Linked DNA regions of Homo sapiens: region 1 is linked to region 2. A link is a contact called in ENCODE Hi-C data. All regions are on one chromosome and are shown on one strand. The core of a region is the stretch at or near the end of the contact, and the rest is flanking DNA. Distances in the headings are between cores, read along the strand shown.

Region 1 (4,506 bases), core at 697-3,196, 68 kb before region 2:
TAACACCTGTCCAGTCTCTGCCACTGAACCCCAGACCCAAGTTCCAGCCCATCATGGTATCATGAATATCTTATCAAGTCACTCTGCACGGGTCAGTTTTGAGAAGGAAATGATGGCCATCACGGTATAAAGCAAGGCCTAGTGTTGTCAGGAATTATACAGTAATTGTAGCTGCAAGCACTTAAGCAGGCCCAGCTCTGATTGGCATCTTCTACCAGGTTCATGGTAGAGGTAAGTTGTTCAAGTTAAGTAACAGAACCCTAGTTTCCTTATCTGTTTATATGATCTTGAACACCCAGGATGACAAGAAAAACATTGAACTTAGAATGCAGAGGAAGTTTCATAATGAGTTCAAATCTTTAAAGAGAGACAGCTTCAGTTTTAGCAGTCAGGGATTCCTATCCCAACTTTGTCACTGTCAGCCCTAAGTTCCTTATATGAAAGTTGAATAATTATACCTAATTCACAGAATAATGATGAGTAGGTTGGATAATTACTACAAATTGCTGGCACATAGTAGTTACTCAAGAAATGTTATTCCTTCCCCCCTCCCCACCTAACAAGGGACACATTCAGCTAAATTCTAGTAGGCAAGGTTCATTGCTGGTGCTCCTCCACAGAAATTTTTAGCACCTCTACCACTTGACATGATCTATAGCAGAATCTGAAGCTTCCCTCTCTTCTCTTTTCCCAAGAAAATTTCTCTGGCCTTCTCATCTGAGTCATGCTTTGTTCTCTACTAACCAGGTTAATGTGTTTAGTAAATTTTGAACATTCTGGAGACATTGTTGTTGCCAAAATAATTGGGGGAAGAAAGTCAGAGATGCTAAACATCCTGCAATAGCCAGGAATTAGACACAAGAGAAAAATTACCCTGCCCATCGTATCAATAGTGCCTCCCACTGTAAGGAATTTAATGGTGAAAATTAAAAAAAAAAAAAAAAAAAGCTTTATAGTGGGGAAACGGAAAGAAGGACTCTTCTGAGACACCATACAATGGCCGTTCTTCTGCCCCTTAGTTTTTGACTCACGCATCTCCACTAAGGTGATTCTACAAGAGAGAAAGCCTCGCACTTTTCTCCTCCACCAAGTAGCTGGACTGCACTTCACCCCACCCCCACCCCAGGAGTACTGTGACCACTTTTTCTATGCATCTGACCTCATGATCCAAGTACACAAAATAAACTCTGTGGGAATCATCCCAAGGGTTAAAGCCATTTCTTTCCACTTAAAATGGTGATGACTGACCTGGGAAGCAATAATTAAGTCTGAGTATAGATAAACAATAGGCAAGCTTGCACAACCAAATTCCTCATTGCAATCAGGTCAAAGTTAAAACTAATGACAAGCTGTGTCAAAAATAATGACACATAAAAACCTCTCAGTCAAGTGTGTTTAGTTCACAGATAGTCACTTTTAAGCATAAAACAGGTCTCCTATTCATTTGGATGTCATGAAATGGCAAAGTTGATACTGCTTAATGTAGGAAACTATTAGCTGATGCATATTTAGATTTCTGTTTAAAAACCAGAGTGTTAAATATCTTCCCCTAAAGAGACTTTCAAGTTGATCAAAGATACAGGATTGTCCTAATTCTTTTCAAATGCAGACCATCTTTAAAAAGTTAGAGCAGGAAACGTGTCCACGATTAAATAAAGTTAGATCTCTTATGATGCTTGCAATTTAAGATTTTTATCTTTTTGATGGGACTAATCCCAAAGCATTTTATTACTGGGTGAAGTCCCTTTTTCCATAGCATGGGTTCTGAGTCCAAGACCCAACAGGTCACAATTTTGCCTTTTATAATACACTTATATATGATATATAATATAAAATATAATAATATTTATGGAATAAAACTGCTCCAAGGCTGAGCTGAAAAGCACAGAAGGTGCTCAAGTGCTGCACTCCGCCTGCAATCCTGTGCATTCACAGACACTGGGCATCAGGCCTTCTGGCCCCAAACCAAGGAAGTTGCTTAAGAAAGAGCTGGCCCATTCCTGGGGTCATTTAACCTTCACTCCTCAGACAGAGCTTGTTTAAGCATTTTGCTCCTCAGATCCAGATTTTGGTCCCTGGTTCCTGAGGGACCTTTAAACCCCTAGTTTCTTGTCTTACGACCCACAGAGGACCTCTCTGATTAGAATGGAACAAGCAGATGAAGCTGGACCTGAGCGTTTTTCCATGAGCCTGAAATCTCTGTTGACATCTCCTCTGCCTCTCAGCCAGGACATTTTGAATCAGCCAGAAACTATCTGATTTCTCCATTTGATGTGATTACCTGAACACAGTGTAGCAGGAGGCCTAGACAAGATGCACAGGGTTGTTGTGAACTAAAGCTCCTTATTCCTTGAGATTAAAAGATACATGGTAATTCTGCCGCCCGAGGCCAGAGGCATCGAGTTTCTCTCAGTACAGACTTCCCCCACATTGGAAAGGAACTGTCATTAAAAACATTATTAAAGATCTGTCTCCCACGGGGGGCCCAATGGCCCCTCAGTCAGAAACCAGTGCTTTGCTTTTCTGCTGCCCACTGGCTCTTTGTTTGGAATCTAGACACCATCCCAAGTTGGAGGAGACTGGCCATAGGCTCACTGGGTCCTTTCTCAGAATTCCCACCAAGATGCTGCCTAGTAAAGGGATTGCAAACACCAGTCTTTTCCTCTATGCCAACGACTTAATTATAAGGAGCAGTCTCAAACCTTGCCGCCTTGTATCTCACAACCATCTGTGAGAACCACATCATTGCCTCTATTTTGCAGATGAGAAAACTGTGGTCTAGCTTCCATAAGTGACGAAGGGTCAAAGGAAGAGAAGTATCCAAACAAAGAGTGCAACCCAAATTATCTGGCTCCAAGACCAATGCTCCTGGCCATGCCCCTGCCCTGCAGCTGGCTTCTCAAAGCCTCCCTTCCTGGCAGCAACAGAGAGCGCCTGGCCATGCCTTCGTTCTTGTTTACTGGAGAGTTGACGGCAAGAAATCAGCAAGTATTAACCTGCAACTAACATAGGTCTCATCAGCTTTGTACATGAGTTTTTTTAATCGGACAAATCTAAATAAGACACTCATGTGGGTATTTATTGTAATTCAGCCTCCAGACCACAACTGGAGAGCATGTTGCTGCTGGTTCTTAGCAGGTCAATTAGTGGGTGGATGCTGGCATCCTCCAGGAACCATATCCTGCTTTACAATATTTAGCCTGCTCATATGCCTGTAAATTATAGGAATTGAAATACAACATATTATATACCCAGGTCCACACAACCAAAGGGAACCACCCTAATTATATTCAGTTAAAAATGGCCCAGCTCAGTCCTGAATTGTTTAGGTAATTAAGGGCAAGCCAAAGCTATTTGTCTGAATTACCCAGTAGCACGTGATTTTCTGTGCTCTCTGGACAAGTCTTGTAAACTCAAGTCATGCTTTTGTGTACTTCATATACTTTTATCATTACAGGTTGATGTGATATACTCTTATCTTTACAGGTTGTGTACTTCATATATGTTTATCATTACAGGTTGATGTGAATTTTCATATTTTATAGGCTCAGTTATTCCTGTGGGTATTTCCAATCTTAAATTAAGTGCTTATTTCACAAACCACAATTTCAACCATTCCAAGATCCATCGCTAAAGTGGTTTATACTTTAAACAACTTGAAAACATATAAAGTTGTCAATTCACTCTTCTGCCTAGGATACTAACTTCACACCCAACCAGCAGCATGTGCAGACCATGTCAGAGAAGCATGAGACAGAGAGGGGCTCCTCCACTGTGGAGGGAGGAGACCCTGATAGTTATTTTAGGGGACTTTGTCATTCATTTCATTTCGTTACTCTTGCCATCAAGTTGCAATTTCCTCTTTTTCTGCAACTAAATCATTCTGAATATGTTAACCCTAGGACACTATACCTTTTACATCCAACAGAGGGGAGAAATATAATAAAGTAAAAGTGAGCAGACCTGCCCTTCCCTTCTATATGCAGGCAACAATGGGATATATTGGATATTACTCTCCGATTCTTTTTAGCGTAAAGTTTTCCTGCATCAAATCACTTTTCCTCCTGCTGCCTGCAGCTGAACAGACAGCTGGAAGTCAGCTGCGTAGCGTCTAGCGTAATTGGTTTTTAAATGTGTCACTGTTAATTGTGTGACATTGTCTCTCATTCTGTTTTGTGAATGGACTGTGCTGGATGCTAGAGCTAGGCAGACAGCTCAGCAATTTGCCACTGTGGCTTTTCTAGACAAGCAAACTTTTCCTCTCTTATCCCTGCAATCAAGGGTAGAAAACCAGTGGAGGAGCTGGGAAAAATCCTAATTCTTGAAGATGTCCCAGAGCTGAGGCTCTTACTCAGGTACCGTTGTCCCAAACCATCAGAGCTCTCTCCAAAACTGACGTCCAGTGTCATCCTCGTTCATGGTTGTGGTCACCCACATGAATTCTTTCTATTGCCCCTCCCAGAAAAGGTCTTCACGTTTATGATTGTATAGCCCAGTCATTAGAAA
Region 2 (4,730 bases), core at 22-2,521:
TTTTTAAAAGGAAGAGAAAACCTTTCATGAGTAGTCTTCCAGGCTGGCTTTTTCCAAGAACTAATATGAAAAAGGTATAAAATATGGTGAATAAGAAAAGCCCAAGCCCAACCTCTCCTCTTGGCATTCTGGTCCCTTTAAAATCTGTTCTTTACTTGCTTTTTCTATCACTTCTTTCCCACCACCCCCTATCCTTCCTTCTTCAGCTCAAGAGAATTCTTCTCCAAATCCTTTCTGGACCAATGTGTGAGTCATTCTCTTCTGCTTCTCCATTTATGAGACCGCTACTCCTCCTCCAAGGTCCAAATCAAACACTGTCCTTGGCTGAAACATCCTCTAATCCACCCAGGGGTTGATAATCACTCTAACCTCACCTAACAAATATAATACAACACTTATTTCATTCTGGTTTTTAAGTGAAATCAGGCTTATTAGGAAAGTAATAAAGAATGGCCACTCCATAGGCAGAGCAGCCTCTGGTTGAATTTTAAGTGGTCATTCTTTACACATCTGCATCCCTAAATGAGTTGCAAATTGCAAACTCCCTGAGGAAGGAAGCCCTGTATTGTTCCATGGTTATATCCTTTCACAATGCATAGAATAGCTTAAAGGAAGCTCTCAATTTTACTAAAAATAGCTGATATTTATTGATCACATACTACTTATCAGTCTTAGTTAAGCATTTAAAGCACTATTTCAATTAATTTTCACAAGAGCCATATGTATAAATATCATCTTTCACACTTTATAGAGGAGGAAATGAGATCACAGCATTTAAGGAGCTTTCCCGTCATGCAGTTAGAGACACTAGGATTTGAACCTGAGTATTTGGATTCCACAGCCTAAACCCCTACTCTCTACTTTCCACTTGATAGTTTAAATGAATTAATTTAATTTAAAGAAATTCAAGAATAGCATAGATTATTCATTAAAAATGAAGTTGTAGAATGGGCGGAAGAAGTAGTTCTGTTACCGGTAGAGGGTCTTGACTCCAAGTTGGCCAGGTTCTTGGCATTTTGAACAAAGAATTGGACAAAACACACAGCAAAGCAAGGAAAGAATGATACAACAAAAGCAGAGACTTATTGAAAGTGAAAGTACACTCCACAGTGTGGGAGCCGGCAGCGGCAGCAGCTCAAGGGCCTGGATATAGAATCTTCTCAGGTCCAAATACCCCCTAGAGATTTCCCATTGGCCACTTTGTGTTCACCTCATGTAAATGAAGCTGTGGCCCTCAGAGACTAAGGTGAAGTTACAAAGTTGAACGTCTATGCAAACAAAGACTTTGCTGGCGATCAGTCTGATTGGTTGCTATCTGCAACCAATCAGAGGCTGACGTTACAAAGTTACACTCCTATGCAAAAAGCAACCAATCAGAAGTACTTTCAATTTCCCATCTGCCATGCAGAAAACGTGGGGGTTTGCAAAGGGAGTAGCCCCTGGTCCTTTTGTTACTTAGATGTGCAAAGTTAGGGTTTTCCATTCAATTTAGTTCTAGGAAGTCAGTGTGAAATGGCCTTAGGTTCCCTGACTCCAGACCCTATTCTCCTGCCTCTCTTCCATTTGCTTATGTATTATTTTTGTTGTCTAAAACATAAATGAGGAGTCTCTGGAATTTCATCTTTCATAAGCCAACACCTCGATTTTCTTAAAACAGATTTTTTTTCTTATACATTAGTCAAAGTAAATTCATCTTCCCTTATATCATGACACCACCAGGAGTATTAGCAAAGCATAATAGCAATTGTCTTACTCAGATGTACAATCATAGAACATAAAAGATAAAACATTCTTCCTTTTAAATTCCTTATAACTCTCAAGTGATAAATAAGGGAGTAAATTTGGATCAAAAGAAGGGTTCAAGCTATATCTATACAGCCAAATCACTAAGTCATACGTCCAACAGGCTAATTATTATGTATTTTTTAAATATTTTACCATTCATATTGGCCAAATCAATGTAATTGATTCATAAATGCCAGCAATCCCTGTGTTGGGAATGATTTTTCCATTTATCTACTGATGCGCAAAGTCCTAGAACAAGAGATAAATTAAGAAACATTCAACTTTCTTGTCTCTCCAATCCCTTCTCAACATTGTTGCTGGCTTTCTGAGACACAACCTTAAGTGAAAAGAAGTGAACTTCGACCCATACCTTTCACCTTATCCATAAATTAACTCAAAATGGATCACAGACCTAAATGAAAAACCTAAACTATACACAGATTTCCAAAAGAAAATTTAGAAGAAAATATTTACAGCCTTGCTTAGGTGAAGATTTTAGAAAATATACCCAGAGGTTGTAGTGAGCCTGGGTGACAGAGTGAGACTCCATCTCAAAAAACAAACAAAAAAGAAAATATACCAAAAGCTGGACCACAAAAGAAAAAAGTATAAACTGGACTTATCAACATGAAAAGCTTCTACAAGACACTGTTGAGAGAATAAAAAGATAAACCACAGACTGGAAGGAAATATTTGTAAAATACATATAAGGGACTTGTATGCTGAATATATAAAGAACTCTCAAAACTCAACAATAAGGAAAAATAAAACTGGGCAATAGATTTCAACACACACTTCACCAACAAAGATATATGGATGGCAAAACACACACACACACACACACACACACACACACACACACACACGAAACGTTTTCAATATCACTAGTCATTTGGCCAAAAAAAAAAAAAAAGTAAAACCACAGTGAGATTATCATTTCATATCTATGAAAATGGCTCCATTTTTTTTAACTGACAATATCAAGTGCTGACAAGGATACAGAGTAACTGGAACTCTCATATGTTGCTAATAGGATTGGAAAAGGGTACAAGTACCTTTGGAAAACAGTTTGGCAGATTCTTACAAAGTTAAACATATACTCTCCAGTGACCCAGTAATTGTACTCCTAGACATTTACCCAAGGGGAATGAAAAAGTTATATTCGTAAAAAGCCTGTACCTGAATGTTCATAGCAGCTTTCTATTACCAAAAAGTGAAATTACCAAAAAGTGAAAGTAAACCAAATGTCCTTTGATTGTTGAATGGATTAAAAGCCTGTGGTATATCCATGCCATGGACTACCACTCGGTAATAGAACAGACTACTGGTATACATACTAAATGGATAAATCTTAAATATATTATGCTAAGTGAAAGAAGTCAGAATCAAAAAGCTATATGTGTTATTGTGTTCCTATGACATTTTAGAAAAGGCAATGCCACAGGAACAGAAAACAGATCACTGGTTGCCCGGGACAGAGGAGAGCTGACTTCAAAGGGAGAGCCTGGGGGACTCTTTTGGGATGGTGGAACTACTCTATATTTGTCTAAAGGGGTTGCAATATGACTTATGCATTTGTCAAAACTGGTAGGACTGTACACCAATGAAAGCAAATTTTACTGTCTTAATTTAGAAATAAAAAATTAAAAACAGATATGTCTTAATATCCCTCTGTGGCTTCCCATCACTGACAAAAAACTCAATTTGCTTTAGACTACCATTCAAAGCCCTTCCTGTTTTGGTCTTTCCCTGCCTCTCTAGTTCCTTCTCTTTCCTGTGCCTCAGACAGGCCACATCACTGTGGTTCCCTGAATACCCTGCATTGTGTCTCAGCCTTCTGCCAGCGTGTGGTCCTCCAGGAACACTGTGCCTACTGCCTCTACAGTTTCTCTCCCCCTGGGCCCCACCCTAAGCATGTGAAGCTCCAACCAGGCTGGATGTCTTGCAGTTCCCCCAAAATGTGCTAGATAGTTTCAAGCCTCCTGGCCTCTGTGCATCCTCAGTCTGGAATATTCTTTCTCCCATGTACTCTTTTTAATAAAAGCCCAGTAAACATTCACTTGTCTTAGAATTCTCTTCTAACATTACTTCTGACATTTTTCCTGAAGCCTCCCCATGAAGGAGCTTGTTCTCCCCTTGTAATCCAACCATTCCATGCAGAGACTTCTATTATAGCATTTGAAAACATTGCAGCCATGTGTTTTCATGTCTATCGTGACCTAAGGGAAGGGATCCTTCTTTTTCGTTTTGTATTACTGCTACCTACACCTAGCATATTTCTAGCACATGATAGGGGCTTGATAGATGTTTGATGAATGAATGATTAAAAACCTAACAAGCTAATGAGCTAATAAATCTCATCTGGACTAAAACTCTGAAGTGTCCTATAGAAGAATGCTCTACATCATTCCAGTTCTGAGCAGCCCACTTCCAGCACATACTGTCTACTTTCTTTGATGTTTGTAAACTAGTGTCGTAATTACCTATTTACTGTACATGGTTATGCAAATAGGTAATTATACTAGATTGTGAGTTCTTCCAGGGACTCACTAAACTCTAGATCCCTAGCACCCAGGAGACAATGCCCAACTCAAGTAGTTACTCAATAAACTTGTGTTAAGCCAGGCATGGTGGCTCCCAGCATTTTGGGAGGCCCAAGGAGGGAGGATGGCTTGAGGCCAGGAATTTGAGACCAGCCCAGGCAACATGGCAAGATCCTGTCTCTACACAAAAATAATAAATGAAAATAAACTTGTGTTAAACTGACTTTTCAGATGAGTAAATTCCATGCTTTTTTCCTCTCCTGAGCCCAGGGCCCAATTAGGCTGCAGTGATGCCAGTAATAAGAAGTGTGGGAAAAGAAGAAAAGTTATAAAGTTCTTAAAGAGAAAACTTTAAGACGGGCATGAATAATCAGAGTAGAAAGACATCAATAACCCAACAGT

Evidence for each region. Hi-C counts contacts between places; a loop is a spot of excess contacts on that map. Pooled maps may share reads with other maps.
Region 1: a loop to region 2 is called in a map with no recorded cell type, with 1.9 times the contacts of the local background. The contact joins the enhancer-like site here to the promoter of LINC02450 in region 2. A Hi-C loop is called at or near these places in 1 of 168 maps with a recorded cell type or tissue (sigmoid colon), 1 of 37 single-sample maps with no recorded cell type and 1 of 50 pooled maps.

The regions. Positions count from the first base shown.
Region 1 is chr12:42,757,536-42,762,041 of GRCh38, reverse strand. No RefSeq gene overlaps it. Among named protein-coding and RNA genes, the nearest start is that of LINC02450, 68 kb to the right of the region's middle. Within about 2 kb of position 1,946, at least 6 of the 41 ENCODE cell types and tissues checked have a DNase peak (open chromatin) inside an H3K27ac peak, as active enhancers do.
Region 2 is chr12:42,688,757-42,693,486 of GRCh38, reverse strand. It overlaps LINC02450 (long intergenic non-protein coding RNA 2450), which reads right to left and starts at 1,271. Exons shown (of 4, transcript NR_135028.1): 1 at 1,211-1,271.